Linked DNA regions of Homo sapiens: region 2 is linked to region 1. Evidence: read pairs that join two places in POLR2A ChIA-PET (ENCODE). Cell type or tissue: A673. All regions are shown on one strand. Links, peaks and the distances in the headings refer to the core of each region. The heading gives the core; the rest is flanking DNA. Region 1 overlaps TNIK (TRAF2 and NCK interacting kinase). Region 2 overlaps TNIK (TRAF2 and NCK interacting kinase).

Region 1 (5,386 bases), core at 105-5,104:
TGGTGTTTGTGCTGAGTTCTATGCTTTACTGGGAGTGAGTTTCTAAATTGTTATCAGTTCAAGAAAATTTTTTTTTCTTGGTAGCGCAGTGTCACCCTAAGACATGAATGTGGTCTTAAGGGCTGATTTTGCTAGAATAATGGCACTTTATACTAACATACACCTTTTGGGGGCATTTGGAGGGTAGAGGATATCTACAAAAAATTCTCCAGAATAAACATTTTAAGAAATCATAGATATTAACTCTGAAGAAGTACCAGGACCACAATCATTACTGCCTACTATTACTAAGAGAAGAAAAAATAAGTTAACTTTTTAACTCAGCTTGGATGAAGGCTGGGCATCCAAAATAAAAACTTTGATTTGTAGGCAAAACACCCATGTGGAAGGTCACATTGCAGAAGAATATTGCTGTCTTCCTAGACTTGAACCTCAGAGGTTAAGATGAGTTCAGAACTCTTGATAGTTTAAGAGCCATCTCTTTATTTTTTTTAATCCTGAGTCATCTCTTGTAGTCAGGTGTTTCATAGATTTAGTATGTGCTTTGGTTGGCAGTTCTTGTCTTTACTTGTTAATGTGTCTCTTTAAAAGCTCAAGGACCGACCTTGTTCTGTGCACAGTAAAAGTAGCAATAGTATGTAATCCCGTATGTATAGTATATGTATAGAGTAACTATGCCCATTATAGGAAAGGCTCGGTAGCAGGCTTCCGCAACATCATAAAGTAAGCACTTACTGCTTAGTATCCCTGCTTTACAGATGAAAAGTCTAAACCTTGCAAAATTTAACTTACCCTAGGTCACACTGACAGTAAGTGGCACAACCTGGAGTTGAACCCACAACCTTTTGACACCAGTGATTGAAACAGATATAATTCATTGGCATAATGAAAGCATGGTGGGGTCGACTGCTCAGTGCAAGAGTTCAGTCATCTAACCTTTAATTTAAAATTTTCTGGTTTAACTGAAGACTACTATTTCTAGTTCTTAGGATCCTTGTAAAGTAGAGCAGCCACCTTTAGTGTTGTTTACATGCTTTGTTTCTCATATCTGACCATTCTAAAAAGGTAGAAAAGAATTATTCTGCTCACAAATGACCTAGTAATTCTGCCAATATGTTGAAATAAATGTTTTTTAAATTATCCTATTTAGGAGGAGAGGTGACTTTAAGGTAGAAACCCAGCCAAAATATGTTGCTATTCTAGAAGGTTCTTTGGCTTGGGTCAATCAAATAACTTTGATGTTACTTTTGCATTTCTGAATACATTAAAGCCTCATTAGTTTTCAGAGAGGAGACTTGGGCAAAACTTGACCTTTTAAAGTACCTTAGAAGGAGGCGTTTACCAAGCAATTTAAGAGTATAAACAGGAGTTTAAGAAGTTTGTTGAAAGCTTCTGTCCTTAAGTACCCTTGGGTATCTTAAGACTGTTTATTCTTGTTGATATGCTAATCACAAGTCATTCTTCAGTATTAAAGCATTTCCTCCAAGGAATTAATACTTTCACTTAAATAGGGTTCCTGCATGTACTTGGTTCATTAAACTGTACTGTAAAGTAGTTCCTTATTTACATAGTGATACCAACCCTTGCATCCCAAATACACTGAGTTGGAGAGGCTTTGCAGAGTATTAAACACATTTATGTCAAACATTCGCCATTTTGGAAAATCTGAAATTATCAGTTGCTTATTCTTTGGATAAATAACACAAAAGAACATGTGGCTAAGTCACAAAGGGGATGCCTTTAAAGTTATGTATGGAATAATGGTCTCCCTCCATACTTGGGGTGTGGTAGCCTTGTGGAATCCAAAGGCTTAAAAGGTGAATAGATTTTTCTGAGGATTGTCTGGAGTTTTTAATGCCACATGAAGATATGGAAAATTTTATGGATCACCCTGGATGAGAACCCAGGATGAACCTTTCAAAAAATCAAACACTTCTCTTTGAAGCCCAATTTTGCATTTGTGTATGAACTAGACCCTTGATACTCCAGGTGTGGCCTGCTGTCCAGCAGCATGATCAGCACCTCCTGGGAGATTGTTGGAAATGCAGAATCTCAGGCCTTTCCAAACCCACTGAAGCAGAATCTGCTTTTTAACGAGACTCCCAGGTGATTTATATGCCCATTTAACTTTGGGAAGCATGAGATTAGGCCATCTCCTTGGTCCTGAGGACTAGAGATAGCTTGATTAGTGGAATGCCTTTCCTTGGCATAAATCCAGGGTTCAGGATGGGCAGGGTGCCTGAAATGCACCATTTAACTTTTGTGTTGAATGGTTCTCCTGGGAACTGAGAGGGCTCAGGCAGGGCCTTTTTGCCCAGTGTGGTTGGTTTGTCATATCCCACAGAGATGAATCACACATTTGGATAAGTGAAGAGGAGAAGGGAGATCTCAATTCTGGCAGTAACCAGGTTACATGATGCAGAGTCTGTAATACTTAGGTGGAGGGTACATGAAGATTTGCAACATTTGGCTACTACTATGAATTGGAAATTTTCCTCCCAACTCTTACAAATGCAATGATAGCCCTGAAACTCTGTCCTTCAAGATATTTTGGAACTTTCTCTGGTGCTGTTATTTCATATTAAAATGAGAAAAAGAACAAGAACATGAGAATAAATGAATTCTTTTCCTCTCAAAAACAACATCCAATCAAAATACCTAATGAAAAATGAAGATGACACATAATGCAATTTTTGTATGAATAGTTCTTTTGATTAATTATATAGAAGATCTAAGATGACCTTCTTTCAATGGTTGAGAGATCTGTCAAGTGTTTTTACAGTGATAGGATAGAGAATAGTCACTCAGACACACATATACACACCTCCTATATCTGCATGCATTCATACACACACACACACACATATATACATATATATATATATTTTCTCTATGGTTGTTGGGGAAAGTAAATAACATAGTTTGCATGAAGAATACATAGGGCAGCCCAGCCATGGTGGCTCAGGCCTGTAATCCTAGCGCTTTGGGAGGCCGAGGTGGGTGAATTGCCTGAGCTCAGGAGTTCGAGACCAGCCTGAGCAACATAGTGAAACGTCATCTCTACTAAAAATACAAAAATTAGCCAGGTGTAGAGGCACGTGCCTGTAGTCCCAGCTACTTGGGAGGCTGAGGCACGCGAATAGCTTGAACCCAGGAAGTGGAGGTTAAGAAAAAAGAATATATGAGACAGATTAAAGTGTCCAGCAAGTGTTATTATTATGGGAAGCAGCAGGTTAAAAGCATAAAGTTTGGGGTTGTATCCCTTGGGACCAGAATCTTGGCTCTACCACTTATTGGTAGACCTAGGCTTCATTGCTTAACCTCTTTGTGCTTTGGTTTTCTCTTCTGAAATTTAGGAATAATAGTACCTAGCTCATAAGGATTAAATGAGATAATACATGAAATGGCATTTAGAAGAATTTTAGGTATACAGTGAGTACTCAAAAAAGTTAGTTTTTATGTATGCAGTATACTCTGTTATCTGAAATTCAGTTACAGGATTGAGTTTCTTTGGGCATTTTTTTTTTTTTTTTTTTTTTTAGCAACAGAGCTTTAAACTTGTTATATGGAAATCTTTCACTTCCTCTTCCTCTTAATTGCAGTAGTTAATTTTCCTCATGCTAATTGGATTTCAACAGGGAGAAGAATTAACAGAAAATATTTGAATGTGGCATTATCAGATGTAGTCATCTAATATCTTCAAATGTCATAGAGAGCTTTTTCATTCTGGGTGTTGAGATTAGTTGTAAAGAGCTCTAGAAACACCTCAGAATCCTGGATCAAACAGCCTGGTTCCTAATCTAGATTCAGATTCAACAAATACGGATTGGCTACCAGGTTTGTTCTTGGCTACCAGCTTTGTTCCAGGAACTGTTCTGGAACAAATACAGAGGTTAAGACCATAGGTTTGGATCTAAGCAGATCTGAGTTCAAATTTTGATTCTGCTTATTAGCTGCAATATTTTGTGTAAATATTGTGTAAGGACAATGGTATAGACAATATTGGCAGAGGCAAAAGAACTAATTAAGAATCTCATTCACCCTCCTCAAAAACATTTGCTATAATGTTGTATTTTATGTCTTGTTTGTTCTGTAATTCTTCTATATGTTCATTGAAAAATATATAGAATATTTTCCTTTGGGTAGCCCATCTTCTAGCTCCCTGGGAAAGATTTCATTGGCCACTAAAAACAACTTAAGATCTTGCTTTGGGAGTAGATAAGTTCATTCACTCAGATTTAACAATTTTAAGACATACAAAAAAAGCCCTCGAATACTACTTTTAGAAGATCCTGGATACCATTGGCTGCTGCTTATTCCACAATGAATGTATGCTCGGTGTAACTAGAATACGCAAGAATGGATAGCTTTCAAATATTAGTGGGGAAAATATCCTTTACATCAAAACATGACTGAAATGGAATGGATTACAGGAATGTTGGAAATACTGGGCTAAAACATTATTCTGACTTTCCATCATCCTGTTTTGACAGGACCCTAGACAGGCAGTTTTGGGGAAATGTGTCAAATTTGTGTTGAGCTAGAATAAACAATCTAATTGTGTGACACTGCCTCTTGGGAATCAGGAGTCAGCTTCTTCCTCACCCTGAAGTGATTAGTTTATGCCCTGGAGCTGTCTGACCCTTGTAAAATTATCCCAGCTGGTAGGACTGCAGTGGCTGATCTCATTTTTCTGTGAATGTCTTATTCTTGTGGGAATCTTTATCAATCATCTGCCTCTCTTTGTACAATACAAGAGTTATTGTAGGATTGTTTCATGGGCTAGTAAAAGGAGGTGCTTTGTACCAACCAACAAATATTTCTTGCTCTCTTGCCAGTGTGAACCACTAATTCTGAAAAATATGATATGTGATTTAAAATATAAATAAGCACTCAGACCACTATCCAAAATTTCTAATTTTCCCAGTAGATTGGTGGTGGAAGTTCTGGTCATGTTTTACTGTTTTTCTTGAGAGATGAAGGTAGTTGATGATCTATATGGAAACTTTTTTGGGTGTTATAGCTGAGAGTCTGAATCCTAGTATTTCTAGGATTCTAGGATATCACTAGTTTTCAGCCATTCAGCAATACCAACCTCTTTTTTTTTTTCCAAGTTCATCCTAGAACTTGCAGTCTTTTTGCTTAATATTTTTCATTAAAGTATTTTATTTACTTAAATTTTTCAAAAAGAAAATTCGTTGCTACCGTAAATGAGAAACTCAATATTTTCAGCTATATTTAAAAATATAGTACATACTTTTTAAATTAAAATATTTGCCCTTGTCTCACTAAATCATGTTGGTATTTGGACCACTATACTTTAAGAAATAACACTTTCATTTGTGTTTGAGGCTTACCAGCATAGCAGAGGAGAGGGACTCAAACA
Region 2 (5,386 bases), core at 166-5,165, 180 kb after region 1:
ATTCTGTACATCATTTATTCTTGGACTACTCCTCACCTGACATAAAACTGTGACCAACTCACAAGACTATAAACTCCAATGTATGAAAATCCAAAATTAATTTTCAGTGCACAGGTTATACAAAGACTCCACTCAATGGCTATCACTCCTCTTAAAATACTGATGTTTAAAATTTTAGATTTCCCTGCTATTTGAGACAGAGTGGCTAGGGCTCCAGCAGTCTTGAGAATCTCAGTTCCTTGAGATTTGGAGTATTGGCCCCAGCAGAGAGTCTCTGTCATGAGACTGTGCCTCACAGACTTCCATATAGGAAGTGTAACTGATTGTCAGCCCCAGCTGCTGCAATGGCAGCAGGCCGCACCTTTCAAGGGCCACTCCCCGCCAGTGACCTAGCACAGTGGGGATACTAAGGCAGGCCCTTTCCTGGAGGACACAAGATTCCTTTGTAGGCAACTTTCACCCAAGTAATCCCCTATGACTTTACAAGACCTGCAGGACAGGCTGGGACCCTTCCACCTACCTTTTCTCCCTCTCTCCTTCACTCAGGGTCAGACTTGCATAGCAATCTGATGACTTCCCATACTGCCTGGCTCCTTCCCTGTTTCCATTCACATAGTAATTTACCCAGTAATATCCTTGGTGTCTGCATCTCAAAGGACTAGGACAAAAATAGGCCCTTTATTTGCACGACAGGTCATTATACTTATGACTTTTACCTTCGGGTTGTCATCGTTTTCTTACTTCCCAGTCTAGAATTGGTAGAACTCATCTGTAGCATGATTGATTTGGAGTGCTGGTTGACAAAATTGCCCTCATTCACAATGCTAATAGGCATGTGTGAATCAGAAAAATAATATATTGCAGTCTTAAACCATATTATCATTCTTGATGAGTGGTAGACAGGGCTAAAAATAAACTTCTGCCCACAGAATCCTTTGGCTTTTAGGGAGCATATATTCTTATTCTAGCTACAAAGTAGAAATTCTCCCAGATGTTTGAAAAGTAAACTAATAAAATATTTTATTAAAATAAGAACATATGAGTGCTTTCACTATAAACGATAATGTCATGTTTACAAGATGAGATCTTTTTATAACTTTGTTTTTCTGCCAGACTCTGTGTGACTTAATCCTCTGGGCTTCCTGGGGCCAGTGAATTTAAAAACAAAATGAAACAAAACCCGTTACGAAACCTGAAAAGCCATTCGGGATATCTGGAAACAGAGAAAATGGGGCTCTGGGGCTGGTGTTTTGGACTCCAAAAATCTGTGTAGATAACAATTGCATTTGGATGAGCTGTCGACGTGTAAGAAATAGACGGGATAATGAAATGCCTTTTATTTATGGCTTAGGCTTTTACTAATTAAAAATAGCTTACCATCTCCATTGTAGTTGTCATCTGATGGTATTTACTTTAAATGTCAGGTGGTCATTCACAGCAAGGATGGCTGGTTGTTGACCCTTTAACTTAGTTTCCTTAAATATGAAGTAAACATGTATTCACTAGAAATGTTAGCAGTAGCTATGTGAACCATGTTGTATTTTATGAGACTCCTGTAAGTGGATATTGGATCTTTCAAATGCTCAGAAGCATTTGGATATTCTGACTTTGTGCTCACTGGTGGTGTGTAAACTGAGTGGGTCATTGGGCAGCCATTATCTGCACAGCCAAGACGGGCTTGGCCTGGGTTTGGCCTCCTAACTGTAGCTGGCCCTTGTTTTGGTCTCTTGCAGCTCTCTGTGACATGCACCCCATGAGAGCTCTCTTCCTCATCCCCCGGAACCCAGCGCCTCGGCTGAAGTCTAAGAAGTGGTGAGTTTGGTCTTCGATGTTTCGCAGATCTAAGGGTGAGGTTTTCTTGTGATTCTATTTTGGATTAGCTCTAATCCCTAGGTCCTGCTGATAGAATGAGACTAACATGTATGATGACTTGGTGAATTACTTTCCATATGCTGTCATTCATCTTAAAGTATATATTGAGTATCTACTGTTTGTACAGCAGGTCTTTATTCCCCCACCTTTAAGGTAAGAAATTATTAGCCAAAATGGGTAAGTGAAGCCAAGTAATAACATGAAAGCTCTTTGATCTATAACTCCAAGTCATATCTTTCCTGGCAGCACAGAACAGCTTATCAGAGAGGGTGATAGTTTAGAGAGTCAGCCTGTTAGATTGGCTGATTTCTCTTCTATTCCTTACAACAATCATTCCCTAAGTGCATATACATACCAGGTAATGTTTGAGATTATTTCTCTGGCTCGTGTATGAGCATTTGCAGTTTTTTTGTTTTTACTACTGTTTTCACATATGGCAGGTGATACTGGCTTCTTATTTGGGGCAGCGATTTAACTTTTCCTTTTGATAAACTTACATAAAACAGTGGCTTAATTTAAAGGAAACTACTACATGAATACTAGTATGAGTGGTGTGAGGGTACGGCAAAAATTATGTTGATAGGATATGACTGACTGACATTTGGGAAACAGTTCTACAGGTTAAGCCAGATGTTGGATGTTTGACTTTTTGGGGATAATTATATAGTTGGGATCTTCCTATCTTATTATTCCATAACCAAAATTCATTGCTTCCTCCTTTCTTCCTATGGAAATGGTGTATCCTCCCTGATACATTCTTGAATCTCGGATTACTCATGGTCTGAGGTCAATTCCTGCACTATTTGTGACCTCCTATCCTTTTTCTAGAGATAAGTCCTGGGCAGTGAGACCATGAGGGACAGGATCCTTCTGCCCCTTTCCATAGCCCTTCATGATCAGGCGCTTGACTGGGGTCCTCATGTTTCCCACCCACCCACACACAGGCTCACCTCTACCATACAGGGGGCAGCCTTAATTACCACCAGTCATCTACTAATGAGAGCCACCCTGGTGGAACAGAGGAAAGGGCACACTGCACAGAAAGAGGGAAGGAAACAGCCAGAAAAGAGATGGCAGCCTCAGAATTGCCGGGCCCTGCGAGGGGAGTGAGAGTTGCTATTGGTAACAAGGAGGCAGAGCGTTCCCTGCTCCTCCTTCCTCTGCAGAGGGTCATTGTGGTGCAAGACAACCCTTCTCTCCCCAGCAACAGCCCTCCCATTGGGTGTCATACATCATGTGATCGGCAAAGCACCCCAACACCCTGCTTCCTCTCTTCTCCCTGGATCAGACTCCCGGGGAGAGGGACTGGCGCAGTTCTCTTCCCTGGAAGTGACAGTGACACTACAAAGCCCTCTGCTAGGTTCCTGCTTGATATCTGAGCTGAGTCTGGTGTATACAGTGGGCTTTACTTACCCTGTTCCCTGCCCTATCTTCTCCTTGTCTCCCTTTACTGCTGCAGGACACGTATTCTGAGCTTTTCCACAGAGGAGGACAAACTGGCCCTCCACAAATGTATTTGGCTGTCACACTATGGTCATATACCCTGTTTTAAAAATATGTGTATTAATTGGCAACACTTAAAAATCTGTCAATTGAGCATTACATTTAGATTTCTGGCCTTTTTCTTGCAAAGATGCAGTGAACTGCCTGCAAAGATGCTAGCTGCTGCTCCCATTTAGGACAAGTGATTGTCCTTCTCCTCCAGCTGCCACCTCCCCCCAACTCAGAAGCTGGTGTCAGTTGGTTAGTATACATCTCCTGTTTTCTTTTCTTTTCTTTTCTTTTTTTTTTTTTTTGAGACGGAGTCTCGCTCTGTCGCCCAGGCTGGAGTGCAGTGGCACGATCTCGGCTCACTGCAAGCTCTGCCTCCCGGGTTCACGCCATTCTCCTGCCTCAGTCTCCTGAGTAGCTAGGACTACAGGCGCCCGCCACCATGCCCTGCTAATTTTTTGTATTTTTTTTTTTTTTTTTAGTAGAGACAGGGTTTCACCGTGTTGGCCAGGATGGTCTTGATCTCCTGACCTCATGATCCGCCCGCCTCGGCCTCCCAAAGTGCTGGGATTACAGGCGTGAGCCACCGCGCCTGGCCACATCTCCTGTTTTCATCTTAACCATGGTCTACACCACCCCTTTTTGTGACCTACCTGACCCCACAGAAAAGTGAGTGAACAGCCCTTGCCCTACAGTGTCAGTTTTCACCGACTGAGACCCAAAAAAGATCAACGGTGTGCTGACCTTGTTTGAGAAATACAAACTTTTAGGACAATGCAGTCTGATTTTTCGGCTTCAAACCTTTGACAACAACTAATTTTAATAATGCTGGAGGGAGCAGGAGAAGTTTGGAAACACTGAGAAGTCCAGGCCAATTTCATCTCATCCTGCCACCTTGCACACCTTTCCCTGATGTGTAAGGAAAACTGAGTAGGAAAGCTATGGGAACAAGTCCCATATTGTCAGACAGGGAAAGGAAAAGTAACCTGATTGCTAGAGAGAGACCGGGGAAACAAAAGCCCTGATAATGTGCCATTTCACACTTCGATCCCAGCCTTTGTAGAGGTGGTGGTGCAGCCTCCAGGCACATGATACTTGACAGCAGACATGGCTCCCATTTCTCTGCAATACAATTCCACCAGTTTTTAAGTGAAAATATTTAAACACTTCAGAGTATTTTATCTTGAAAGCGCAGGTCCAAAGTGATTTGAAGTAAGTTAGGGTTTACTTTAATAGACTCTAGTGTTTGAGAGGAAATGAAACATTTTGTTTATGTTTTTTATTTTAATTATTTAAGAGGAAAAGACTCCCTCCCCCGACCAAGAGACAAAATTCCAAAACATTCTTTTATTTCCAGCTATTCTCTACCTAAATGAGTTACCGGGTTAAATGCCTTGTTCTCAGTGTATATATCAACACCTGACCAAAGGGGGCGCCATTGTTGAGACAGGGCCATGAACTCTTCTCATGGCAAACATTCAATAAAGCATCATTTTCAACATGACTGAGTCTACAACATACAAGGCATAAACTGGTCTCTTAGTGTGAACTTTTTTTTTGTTTTTTAACTTGTACCTTCAAGATTTGAGAAATAAAGGCAGTGGCACTGCTCTTTCCACTGTCATCGTGGAGGGAAAGGAGACCACCACCACTCACAGGAGCCCAGTTCTTCCTTCCCTATTGGTATGATGAGGAGAGGCCTTTGTGGTATGGGATGATGAAGTTAGGGCACCACTGAATGTTCAGGCAGCTCAGCCATTTAATAATAAGTTGTCTGGGAGGGTTGTAACCTTTGTGGAATCAGAGGAAACCAAAGATACTCTCACCCTCTACCTCCATATCAGCACCAGCAAGTGAAAAGCAAGACTGGGATACCCATTCTCTCTTCCTGTCTCTTGTGCGTGCGTAGATTCCACTCGCAGGGGTAAACCATCTCCTTCAAAAGATTTTCTCCTACCTTCTCTTGCCACCCTGCTCATCCACACTCACCTGCCCTCGCAAGTATACTCAGTGTCACTGCTTC

The links. Peaks named below come from ENCODE experiments on the same cell type or tissue, not always from the same donor. Only the 100,000 strongest peaks of a DNase experiment are listed, where the experiment ranks them.
Region 2: POLR2A ChIA-PET joins it to region 1 with 5 read pairs; 1 of 35 experiments calls an interaction of 5 or more read pairs at or near these places.

The regions. Positions count from the first base shown.
Region 1 is chr3:171,348,750-171,354,135 of GRCh38, reverse strand. All of the region lies in intron 2 of TNIK (TRAF2 and NCK interacting kinase), which reads left to right. Among named protein-coding and RNA genes, the nearest start is that of TNIK, 110 kb to the left of the region's middle. In A673, for the core only: no CTCF peak of the experiment used is centred there; a DNase peak (open chromatin) is centred at 2,285.
Region 2 is chr3:171,171,678-171,177,063 of GRCh38, reverse strand. It overlaps TNIK (TRAF2 and NCK interacting kinase), which reads left to right. Exons shown (of 33, transcript NM_015028.4): 9 at 1,734-1,812. Among named protein-coding and RNA genes, the nearest start is that of MIR569, 68 kb to the right of the region's middle. RefSeq lists a silencer at 2,920-2,989. In A673, for the core only: a CTCF peak has its summit at 4,810; no DNase peak of the experiment used is centred there; H3K4me3 peaks cover 355 bases.